Regions from separate parts of the Homo sapiens genome. Here region 1 is linked to region 2. A link is a contact called in ENCODE Hi-C or POLR2A ChIA-PET data. All regions are on one chromosome and are shown on one strand. Each heading gives the region's core, a stretch centred on a gene start or an enhancer-like site at or near the end of the contact. The rest is flanking DNA. Distances are from core to core; before and after follow the strand shown. Region 1 overlaps MAPKAP1 (MAPK associated protein 1). Region 2 holds the start of RABEPK (Rab9 effector protein with kelch motifs).

The links. A loop is a pair of places that touch in the nucleus more often than their neighbours do. ChIA-PET counts read pairs that join two places held with the same protein, here RNA polymerase II (POLR2A). Pooled maps may share reads with other maps.
Region 1: a loop to region 2 is called in a pooled map, with 2.8 times the contacts of the local background. The contact joins the enhancer-like site here to the promoter of RABEPK in region 2. A Hi-C loop is called at or near these places in 1 of 50 pooled maps. POLR2A ChIA-PET finds 5 or more read pairs at or near these places in 3 of 52 experiments (Caco-2, Panc1 and activated naive CD8-positive, alpha-beta T cell).

The regions. Positions count from the first base shown.
Region 1 is chr9:125,510,776-125,515,656 of GRCh38, forward strand. The region is part of intron 7 of MAPKAP1 (MAPK associated protein 1); the gene reads right to left. It also overlaps the pseudogene RN7SL30P. Among named protein-coding and RNA genes, the nearest start is that of MAPKAP1, 190 kb to the right of the region's middle. Within about 2 kb of position 2,921, at least 19 of the 41 ENCODE cell types and tissues checked have a DNase peak (open chromatin) inside an H3K27ac peak, as active enhancers do.
Region 2 is chr9:125,198,130-125,203,312 of GRCh38, forward strand. RABEPK (Rab9 effector protein with kelch motifs) reads left to right here and starts at 2,413. Exons shown (of 8, transcript NM_005833.4): 1 at 2,413-2,777; 2 at 4,879-4,937. The coding sequence starts at 4,885. LOC105376271 (a long non-coding RNA gene) reads right to left here and starts at 2,267. Exons shown (of 2, transcript NR_135145.1): 1 at 2,097-2,267; 2 at 1,404-1,526. RefSeq lists a silencer at 2,291-2,340.

The DNA of each region.
Region 1 (4,881 bases), core at 1,671-4,170, 310 kb after region 2:
TCTCTCCATAATCCTCACCTGAATAGTGGATATTTCACAGAGAAAGATTATAGTATTTTACACATTTTCCCTCCAAAAAGGCCAGGATGATAATTTCAGGTCTTACTGTGTAATGAGAGGCAGGGTATATACGAGAGGCAATATAGCCAGGTGGTTAAGGGCATAAACTTGGGGCCCAATTGCCTTGGCCTAAGTCCTGGCCAAGCAATTTTGCTGTATGACTTTGGGCCAACTTAACCTCTCAGTTTTCTTCTTTATAAAACAGGGGATAATAATAGCACCTACCTCACAGGATTGTCTAAAGTTTCAACGAACTAATAGTTGTAAGGCAGTTGGAACAATGTCCAATGCATTAATAGTGTGATTTAAGTATCAGCTATCATCATCACCATCATCATCATCATCATCATCATCATCATCATCATCATCAGACTGTAATAATACTAAGTGATCCTAACAGCATGGACAATCTAACTACCACCATCACAGGCCCTACTATGTGACAAGTGCTGTGCTAGGTCTTTTATGTACAGATCATCTCATTCACTCTTTGGTCACCCTAAGATGTAAAGAGTTTATAAACCCACTTAAGAGAGGAGAAACTGTGATTTATAGAGGTTAAATAACTTGCTCAGTGTCCCTCAGGAACTAGTAGAAGTGAGAGAATTCATACCTAGGACTGCCCAGGCCTGCACTCTCTATATTGCATTATGAACCACAGCATCTCACTCACACAAAGTTCTTAATAAATGCCTGTTGACAGTGAAGATTATGATAACCCAGACCTATATCAAAGTACAGTCTCCATCAAATACTTGTTTAATTTTTAGGAGGCTGACATGGGAGGAAAATAAAAATAGCATCCAAAAGCCATTTCAAAAAGACAAACTGTGAGGTCAATTTCTATGAATATACTTTTTGCCAAAGAAATGATTATATAAAATATAAAGGGCTCTTTCACACTGAACAGGACAAGGTTCTCAAGGCAACATCCACACTTTGGAAAGAGGATTTAAAAAGTCACAGCTGCGCATGAAGCCGCATACCCTCCATTTCACAGCAGAGAGGAACACAAAAGGAAGATTCTGGGAAGCAGTTACTCTGCAGCGACGGGAAAACCTGCTTGGGCATTCCAATGATGTATTTATTGCAGTAATACCATGTCACCGAATGGCCTAGGAACAAAATATTGCTTTGGGCACTTTGGGAGGGTTCCAAGTTATAATACCCAGGCAGGATTTTTATGGGATTTTGTAAACCCGAGGCAAACATCTCAGCACATAAGTTTCAAAGAAAATCTGCAGAATCTGTTGGTTGGTGGCTACATGCTCAGAGCAGCTTCCTCGATCCCTTTAACCCCTAACTGAAACATAAAAGGTTTTAGCATGCAATTCTTTAACAGCTGCTAGCTAGCTGAAAGCTGAAATCCAATGGAAAGCAAGTGCCTGCCAAAGTCCGAAGAGAGGGAAGACACACTGTCGCCTCCATTGCTCTGTGTCTTCTTTCTAGAGACCCGTGGGAGAAACTTCTTTCAGATCCTGGTATCAGGAAAAGCTGTACTTCCCTGGAGCAAAGGGCTTGCTTTTGTATCTTTAGAAAGTTTAACATAAATCTTGTAACTAGCTCCTATCATGTCCCTTTCTCCTTTGCCCATCAGGAAGCTCAGCACTAAATGTTCGTGTGACTATGATGACCTGGACATGCATTTCTCTGCCAGCTCCTCCTCCTGGGGACTCGTAAACTTGTCGTTTAATCTTTATGTTTCTTTTCCTCTCACGTAGTTTATTGGTTCGTATGTATACATATTTTTTTTTTGTTTCTTTTGAGATGGAGTCTTGCTCTGTCGCCCAGGTTGGAGTGCAGTGGCGCAATCTCGGCTCACTGCAAGCTCCGCCTCCCGGGTTCACGCTATTCTCCTGCCTCAGCCTCCCAAGTAGCTGGGACTACAGGCGCCCGCCACCATGCCCGGCTAATTTTTTTGTATTTTTTAGTAGAGACGGGGTTTCACCATGTTAGCCAGGATGGTCTCGATCTCCTGACCTTGTGATCCACCTGTCTCGGCCTCCCAAAGTGCTAGGATTACAGGCGTGAGCCACTGTGCCCAGCCTCGTATGTATATTTTTTTAAGAGGTGGGGTCTCGCTATATTGCCCAGGCTGGAGTGCAGTGGCTGTTCACAGGTGCGATCCCATTACCGATCAGCACAGGCGTTTTGACCTGCACGTTTCCAACATGGGCCGGTTTACCCCTCCTTAGGCAACCTGGTGGTTACCCACTCCCGGGAGCTCACCATACTGATGCTGAACTTAGTGTGGACATCTGATCAGCATAGCGCTGATCTAGGCTGTAGCCCAGAAATCCTGGACTCAAGCAACCCTCCCATATCAGCCTCCTGAGGAGCTGGGACCACAGGTACACACCACTGCACTCAGTGGTTTGTGTATTTTAAAATCTATTATAATAATTCCAAATATTTTTGGGATCAAGGTAGGATATAAGTGAATTAACCTATCATCATCATTGCTGACCATAAGAACAAGTTTGAGAATCACCTGTGCAAGGAAAAATGACAGTCAAAAGCTGAACACTTTCATGGTTATGTCTTCATGTCAACTGTTTTCCATTCACCAATTTAAAGAGCTGCTTTAATCTGAAAGAGCTTCTGGTAGCCAGAAAAAAGCTAAGTGTGAGCAGTAAGAGGAAAGGCTAGACTTGAGCAGAACATCCCTGGTGTTTGTGCCATGAGAGGGAGTAACGCTGCCAGCTATGCATCCTTGGGAAGGAATTTAAACTCATCTGTAAAATAGGGATAACAGAGCTTCCCTCAGAAGGTTGCTGTGAGGATTAAATGAGACAATGCAGGACTTCCCTTAGCAAAGTGCTCGGTCAATGAGAGCTGCTATTATTGCAAATACAGACTGAAACAGAAACCACTGCAATAAGGTTTAGGTAGATCCCTAGCCTATGAGTCACAACAGGCTCACAGCCTTACCAGGGAGGGCACACCGGGGCAGGGAATGCTGGCATCAAAGCGAAAGTCTGTGCTCTTTCCCTCGTGTGTCCAAAGTAGGGGTGCAGGGTGCATATCTATTTAAACAAGCTTGCTTTTAAGCTGCAGACGGCATTTAAGATTAGAGACTTGCTCAGCAGCCAGGATTCCTACAGTTCCCTAGTCTCTCAGGTCCTACAAATATAGTCTAAAAATGACGAGTAAATGTCAGAACCCACAGAACAAACCACGGCAGCACAGATATCAAAGGACACGTGACGCTGGGTCTGAGCTCACATGTCCACCCCACACAGCCTTGGCTTCTTCCACAATGACCTTCCATGGTCCACGTGGGTTCCTCAGTGCCTCCTGGCTTCTGCACGTGCCATTCCCTCTTCCCTCTTCTTCACCTAGCTCTGAGTCCTGCTTCAAGACAACCTGGTTCAGATGTTTCCACCTCAGGGAAGGGGAGGGTGGAGCTACCTGTCCCCTTCTCTGTGCTCCCACACAGCGCCTTGTTCCTACCTTGGTAGGAACACTCATTGGGCTCTTCTATAATTTACCAGCTCAAGCTGCCTCGCTGCCTCCCCCAGCCTCGAGGCAGGGATGAGTAATCTCTGTGCTTGGTGCATTGTTGATGCTCAAAAAATATTCATTAGATGGATGTTTGGATGGTAGTGTAGCATCACATGTCCTTTGATATCTGTGCGATCATGGTTTGTTCTGTGGGTTCTGACATTTACTTGTCATTTTTAGTCAATATTTGTAGGACCTGAGAGACTGAGGAACTGTGAATCCTGGCTGCCGAGCAAGTCTCTAATCTTAAATGCTGCCTATAGCTTAAAAGCAAGCTTGTTCAAGGAGGAGCTGAGGCTGAGAAGCTTGGCCCAGATTGTTGGTCAAGATTTGGATTTTCTCTCATATGCAACAGGTGCTAACAGAGCAGGAAAGTGACACAATCAGCTTTATATTTTGGTGAGATTCTTCTGGTGGCACTGCTGACAATGGGCTGGAGACTTATGGCAGGAAGACCCATTCCAGGAGGATCGTGCCAAGCCTTGACTACTCTATGGCAGGGGCTGACTGAATCTGCGTTCCTCACTGAGCCAAAGCCACTACGCTGATGCCGTCCGTATCAGAGCTCGGACCCAACATCAGCTATGCTAAAATGTCTGCATTTAGTGTCAGCTCCATCGCTTATAACTCTTCCTCCAGAGGCAACTATAATCATTTTCTGCTTGATCTTAATATAAGCACTGAACTATATTCAAGTGACAACCGCTGTAGCTTATACCCCCTCTGAGGCTCAGATTGGATAGTTTGGAATTTAAATAATAAAAAAGGAACAAGCTGACATGACAATAAGGTCACACTTTAGCCTCTTCTGAGCCAATACACCATTTGCTCTCTGTGAAACAGCTGAATATAATCAAATTAAATACAATTCCTATTACAAAAGAAGAAAGACCAAGGCTGTTCCAATAAACCAATTCTCCTGCCTAGTTAAACTGCAAAACCTTCAGGAAAGGTTTTGAAAGCATGACCCATCAGTTCTAATTTTTAAAACTTATCCTTTCAGTCAACACTAGAAAAAGGCCCATTCCAACTTTTATCTTTGCTACAAAGTGCTGTTATCTTGGCTTGATGTCAGGAGCTCTATCTCTCTTTCTGCTGACAAGCAGAGACGAGAAAGATAAGATTGGAAACGAATCTCACTTCTCTGAGTAAATAAATAATCAATACTCATCTAAATGTAAATGAGAAGGTAGCCCCCTCTGATAACAGCACTCTTATCAGAGAGCCAATTTTCTTCAGACATTTGGCCTCAACCAAATCACCATCATTCAGCCCCAGCCTAATGGCAAAAAATCGTAACTAAATTGAACCGATCAC
Region 2 (5,183 bases), core at 1,163-3,662:
TGGTTATGGTTTCAAGTAGCTAAAATATTCCTTTCACCAACCTGGCCTTTCACCTGTATTAGCACATCCTCTGAACAGTTCTGTCTGCACAGCAGGTAATACTATCATCATTCTATAGATGAGGAACTAGGGTTCAGAGTGGGTAACTTGCCAAATGTCAGAGTTAGATGGTTAGTGCTGGACCCTGGATTTTTTTTTTTTGACAGAGTCTTGCTCTGTTGCCCCGGCTGGAGTGCAGTGGCACGATCTCGGCTCACTGCAACCTCCACCTCCTGGGTTCAAGTGATTCTTCTGCCTCAGCCTCCTGAGTAGCTGGGATTACAGGCAAACGCCTGGCTGATTTTTTTTTAGACAGAGTCTTGCTCTGTTGCCCAAGCTGGAGTGCAGTGGCATGATCTTGGCTCACCACAACCTCTGCCTCCCGATTCAAGCAATTCTCCTGCCTCAGCCTCCCGAGTAGCTGGGACTATAGGTGCGCATCACCGTGCCTGGCTAATTTTTGTATTTTTAGTAGAGATGGGGTTTCACTATGTTGGCCAGGCTGGTCTTGAACTCCTGACCTCGTGATCTGCCCTCCTTGGCCTCCCATAGTGCTGGGATTACAGGCATGAGCCACCACACCCAGCCTGGAGCTTGGATTTTAACCCAAGTATGTTTGATCTCTTCCCACTAAGCTACCATAGCTCTATACTCCAGGAGCTCCTGTTTCTAACCTGAGCTGTTTTCTCTATTTTCTAGGACACAGCGACAGTTTCAGAGACTGGAGTTCTTTGAAACAGACATAAGAGAGCAAGCCACCTCTCTATTTTCAGGAAAGACACAGAGAACCTATGGTTATGAACTAAAACAAAGATAATGTAGATTCTGAATATGTCTAGAGACATTGTTCATTTATAGTCAGGAATAGCTTTACCCTTGACAGAGAACTCTGTGCCAGCTGCTGGGTGCTGAGCACTTTTATTTACATTATGTCATGTATTCCCCACCACAACTACTACATACATCTCTCTTTTTTTTTTTTTTTTCTTGAGACGGAGTCTGGCTCTGTCACCCAGGCTGGAGTGCAGTGGCACTATCTCGGCTCACTGCAACCTCCGCCTCCCAGATTCAAGCAATTTTCCTGCCTCAGCCTCCTGAGTAGCAGGGATTACAGGCGCCCACCACCACGCCTAGCTAATTTTTGTGTTTTTAGTTGGGGGGGGGGGCGGGGGCGTTCACCATGTAGGCCAGGCTGGTCTCGAACTCCTGACCTCGTGATCCGCCCGCCTCGGCCTCCCAAAGTGCTGGACTTATAGGCGTGAGCCACCGCGCCCAGCCTATGATAGAAATCTTATTAGCTCCATGGTTACAAACAGACAACCCTGAGGCCTGGAGGAAAGTAACTTCAGAACAGATACTCTCCTGGCTGAACTTTATATTTATTGCACTCTTGGCAGTCGTCCCTAGTTGTCTTTTTCTTTGATCTCTCTCTAGTTAAGACTTGCTCCTGGAGGCAAAGCGTGGTGGTGTCTGGCTCAGCATAGCACCTGCCATAATTACAAATGGCAATTATGGAATGAATCAGCTGTTTAAAGCACCAAATCTTGAGCTGGCCCGAAGACTGCGCAGGAGGATTGCATGCTCAACTCTCCCCTTTAGAAACTGTTAACAATCGTTGTGGCCGGGCGCGGTGGCTCACGCCTGTAATCCCAGCACTTTGGGAGGCCGAGGCGGGTGGATCATGAGGTCAGGAGATCGAGACCATCCTGGCTAACAAGGTGAAACCCCGTCTCTACTAAAAATACAAAAAAAATTAGCCGGGCGCGGTGGCGGGCGCCTGTAGTCCCAGCTACTCGGGAGGCTGAGGCAGGAGAATGGCGTGAACCCGGGAAGCGGAGCTTGCAGTGAGCCGAGATTGCGCCACTGCAGTCCGCAGTCCCGCCTGGGCGACAGAGCGAGACTCCGTCTCAAAAAAAAAAAAAAAAAACAATCGTTGTAACTGGAAATGTAACTGTTATACCCTCCCCCCCTTTTATTTATTTATTTTTTTGAGAGGGAGTTTTTGCGCTGTTGCCCAAGCTGGAGTGTGGTGGCGCCCAGCCCTGTTAGCCCCTTACAGAGTAGATCAGCTGCCGCAGGCATCTGAGTTCCCCAAACGGACGCCCGAACCCGGCATTGCGCAAATCGTTTCCAAGTAGCCCCGGCTTATTTATCCCGTCCGGGAGGGAGGGACCCAGGGAAGGCCCACCCCACTTGGTTCCCGAGAAATGCAGAGCCTGGCGTCCACTCCCGGTCTGGGGGACCCCTCCACCGCCAGCCCAGGAAGTCAGCGCCGGGCCCTCGGGGCGGAGCAGGGAAGAGGGAGCGGTTGGCCCGGACGCTCTTCCGGGTCCTGGGAGGAGGGCCCGGACCTAAGCCCCGCCCCTCCGGGGTGGAGTCACGGCTCGCGACTGGCCTAAGTCGCCGCAGGTATTGCAGTCCGGGGCTGGAGGGTAGGGGCGAGGGTCCCCGGATACCGGGTCTATCACGGTCTCGGGCAGGGAGTCTGAATCTTTTAGGGGAGTGGGCCCAAGCCGGGTGCAAAGAACGGGGAAGGGCCTTCCCTGGCTCCGTCCCGGCCACTTTGACCGAATCAGCCTGTTCTTTCCCGACCCCGTCTCCTATCCCCTAGAACTGCCACGTGGGGATGAGATTTGCTGGGCTGGTAGCGGCGGCTGCTGCGGGAGGTCCCGCCCACGTGAAGCCAGCCTAACTGAGCTCTGGACTTTGGGGACAGCTGTCAGTGGCCTAGGCCGCAGGTGAGATTTATCCATTCATCTCTCAATCTATTTTCTTTCTTCATTCACTAGCCACTCCCCCACTTCTACTCCATGCCAGGTCCATTGGTAGGTTCTCGGAATGGATCTGACAGGCCCAGCCCTCTAGGAACTTAGTCTAGTGGAATTTAATCTAGAATCTAGTCTAGAAGCCTTAAATAGATAAACATTCCAAATGATTCCTGCAATGGTGATGGCTAATACCTTCAGAGCCCAGTGGGTGGAAGAAGGAAGTAACTTGGATGTGGGTGGAAGAGAAAAGGGCAAATCAGGGAAGGTTTCACCAGGGAAGGGACTTTTGAACTGGGCTTTGAAGGTTAACTAGGAGTTTGCAAATTTCCCAGAAGGGAAGCGACATTCCAAATAGGGGAAGCAGAACAGGCTGCAAAATTATGAAAAGGCCTGCCATATTACAAGAACAGCAAAAAAACCAATAATGCAAGAGATTGTGGAGGTGAGTTCACGGGAAAAAAGCTCAACAGCAGAAGGCCTTACTTTCTATGCTATGTTGAGGCCAAGATTTATCCCAGAGCTCAGTATTTCTCAGCTTCTTTAAATATTTTGTCCTTTGAGCGGAGAGCAGTGGCTCACACCTGTAATCCCAGCTTTTTAGGAGGCTGAGGTGGAAGAATTGCCTGAGGCTAGGAGTTCGAGACCAGCCTGGACAACAAAGCGAAACCTCCATTTCTATTTTTTTTTCTTTTTTTGAGGAGGAGTCTTGCTCTGTCGCCAGGCTGGAGTGCAAGTGGCGCAATTTCGGCTCACTGCAACCTCCGCCTCTTGGGTTCAAGCAATTCTCACGCCTCAGCCTCCTGAGTAGCTGGGACTACAGGCGTGGGCCACAACGCCCAGCTAATTTTTTTTGTATTTTTAGTAAAGACAGGGTTTCACCATGTTGGCCAGGATGGTATCGATCTGACCTCATGATCCGCCTGCCTCGGCCTCCCAAAGTGCTGGGATTACAGGCGTGAGCCACTGCTCCCAGCCCCGTTTCTATTTTTAATTAAAAAATAAATAAATGGCCGGGCTCAGTGGCTCACGCCTGTAATCCCAGCACTTTGGGAGGCCGAGGCGAGCCAAGTTCAAGACCAGCCTGGCGAACATAGTGAAACCCCATCCCTACGAAAAATACAAAAAAAATTAGCCAGGTGTGGTGGCACTTGCCTGTAGTCCCAGCTTACTCTGGAGGCTGAGGCAGGAGAATAGCTTGAACCCGGGAGGCAGAGGTTGCAGTGAGCTGAGATCCTGCCACTGCACTCCAGCCTGGGTGACAGAGTGAGACTCCATCTCAGAAAAAATAAAAATAAAAAATAAAGCCAGGCACGGTGGCTCATGCCTGTAATCCCAGCACTTTGGGAGGCTGAGGCGGGCAAATCACCTGAGGTCAGGAGTTAGTGACCAGCCTGGCCAGTGTGGTAAAACCCCGTCTCTACTAGAAAAGCTAGAAAAATGAGCTGGGCGTGGGTGGGCACCTGTAATCTCAGCTACTCAGGAGGCTGAGAAAGGAGAATCATTTAAACCTGGGAGGGGAAGGTTGCAGTGAGTGGAGATTGCACCACTGCACTCCAACCTGTGCAACAGAGTGAGACTCTATCTAAAAATAATAATAAAGATAAATACATAGGCCAGGCACGGTGGCTCACACCTGTAATCCCAGCACTTTGGGAGGCTGAGGCGGGTGGATCAGCTGAGGTCAGGAGTTCGAGACCAGCCTGACCAACATGGTGAAACTCCATCTCTACTAAAAATAGAAAAATTAGCTGGGCGTAGTGGCACATGCCTGTAATCCAAGCTACTCGGGAGGCTGAGGGAGGAGAATCGTTTGAACCTGGGAGGCAGAGGTTGCCATGAGCTGAGATCTTGCCATTGCACTCCAGCCTGGGCAACGAGAGCTAAACTCCATCTCAAATAAATAAATAAATAAATAAATAATAAAAATAAAGATGAAAAGTTGGTGATTCTTATTCAAATCAATCAGGCCTAGAAATTAGTACATTCAACAGGAAAGGTTTAAAAAGGAGGTTGAATTGATTAAGATGATAATCATAAGTGTCTAAAAAGTGCCTTTCTTTCTTATGCATAGGACACCATGAAGCAACTGCCAGTCTTGGAACCTGGAGACAAGCCCAGGAAAGCAACATGGTCTGTAAGGAAGGATCCAGACACAGAAAAGCATGAGTTTTTGTTTCATTTATAAGTAGTTTATTTACATATTTGATCATCAACAAAAAGGGGTAGAGATGAAACTGTCTGCAGTTTCTGGTAATTAGACTCAAACTGTCTGAGAAAGTCTTCAGAGGAAAGATAGGGGGGCAGTAATTATCACAGAGCAGATGTTAATTTTATTAAAATCCATTTACCAGAAAGAGTAAGGCACTGACCATCTGG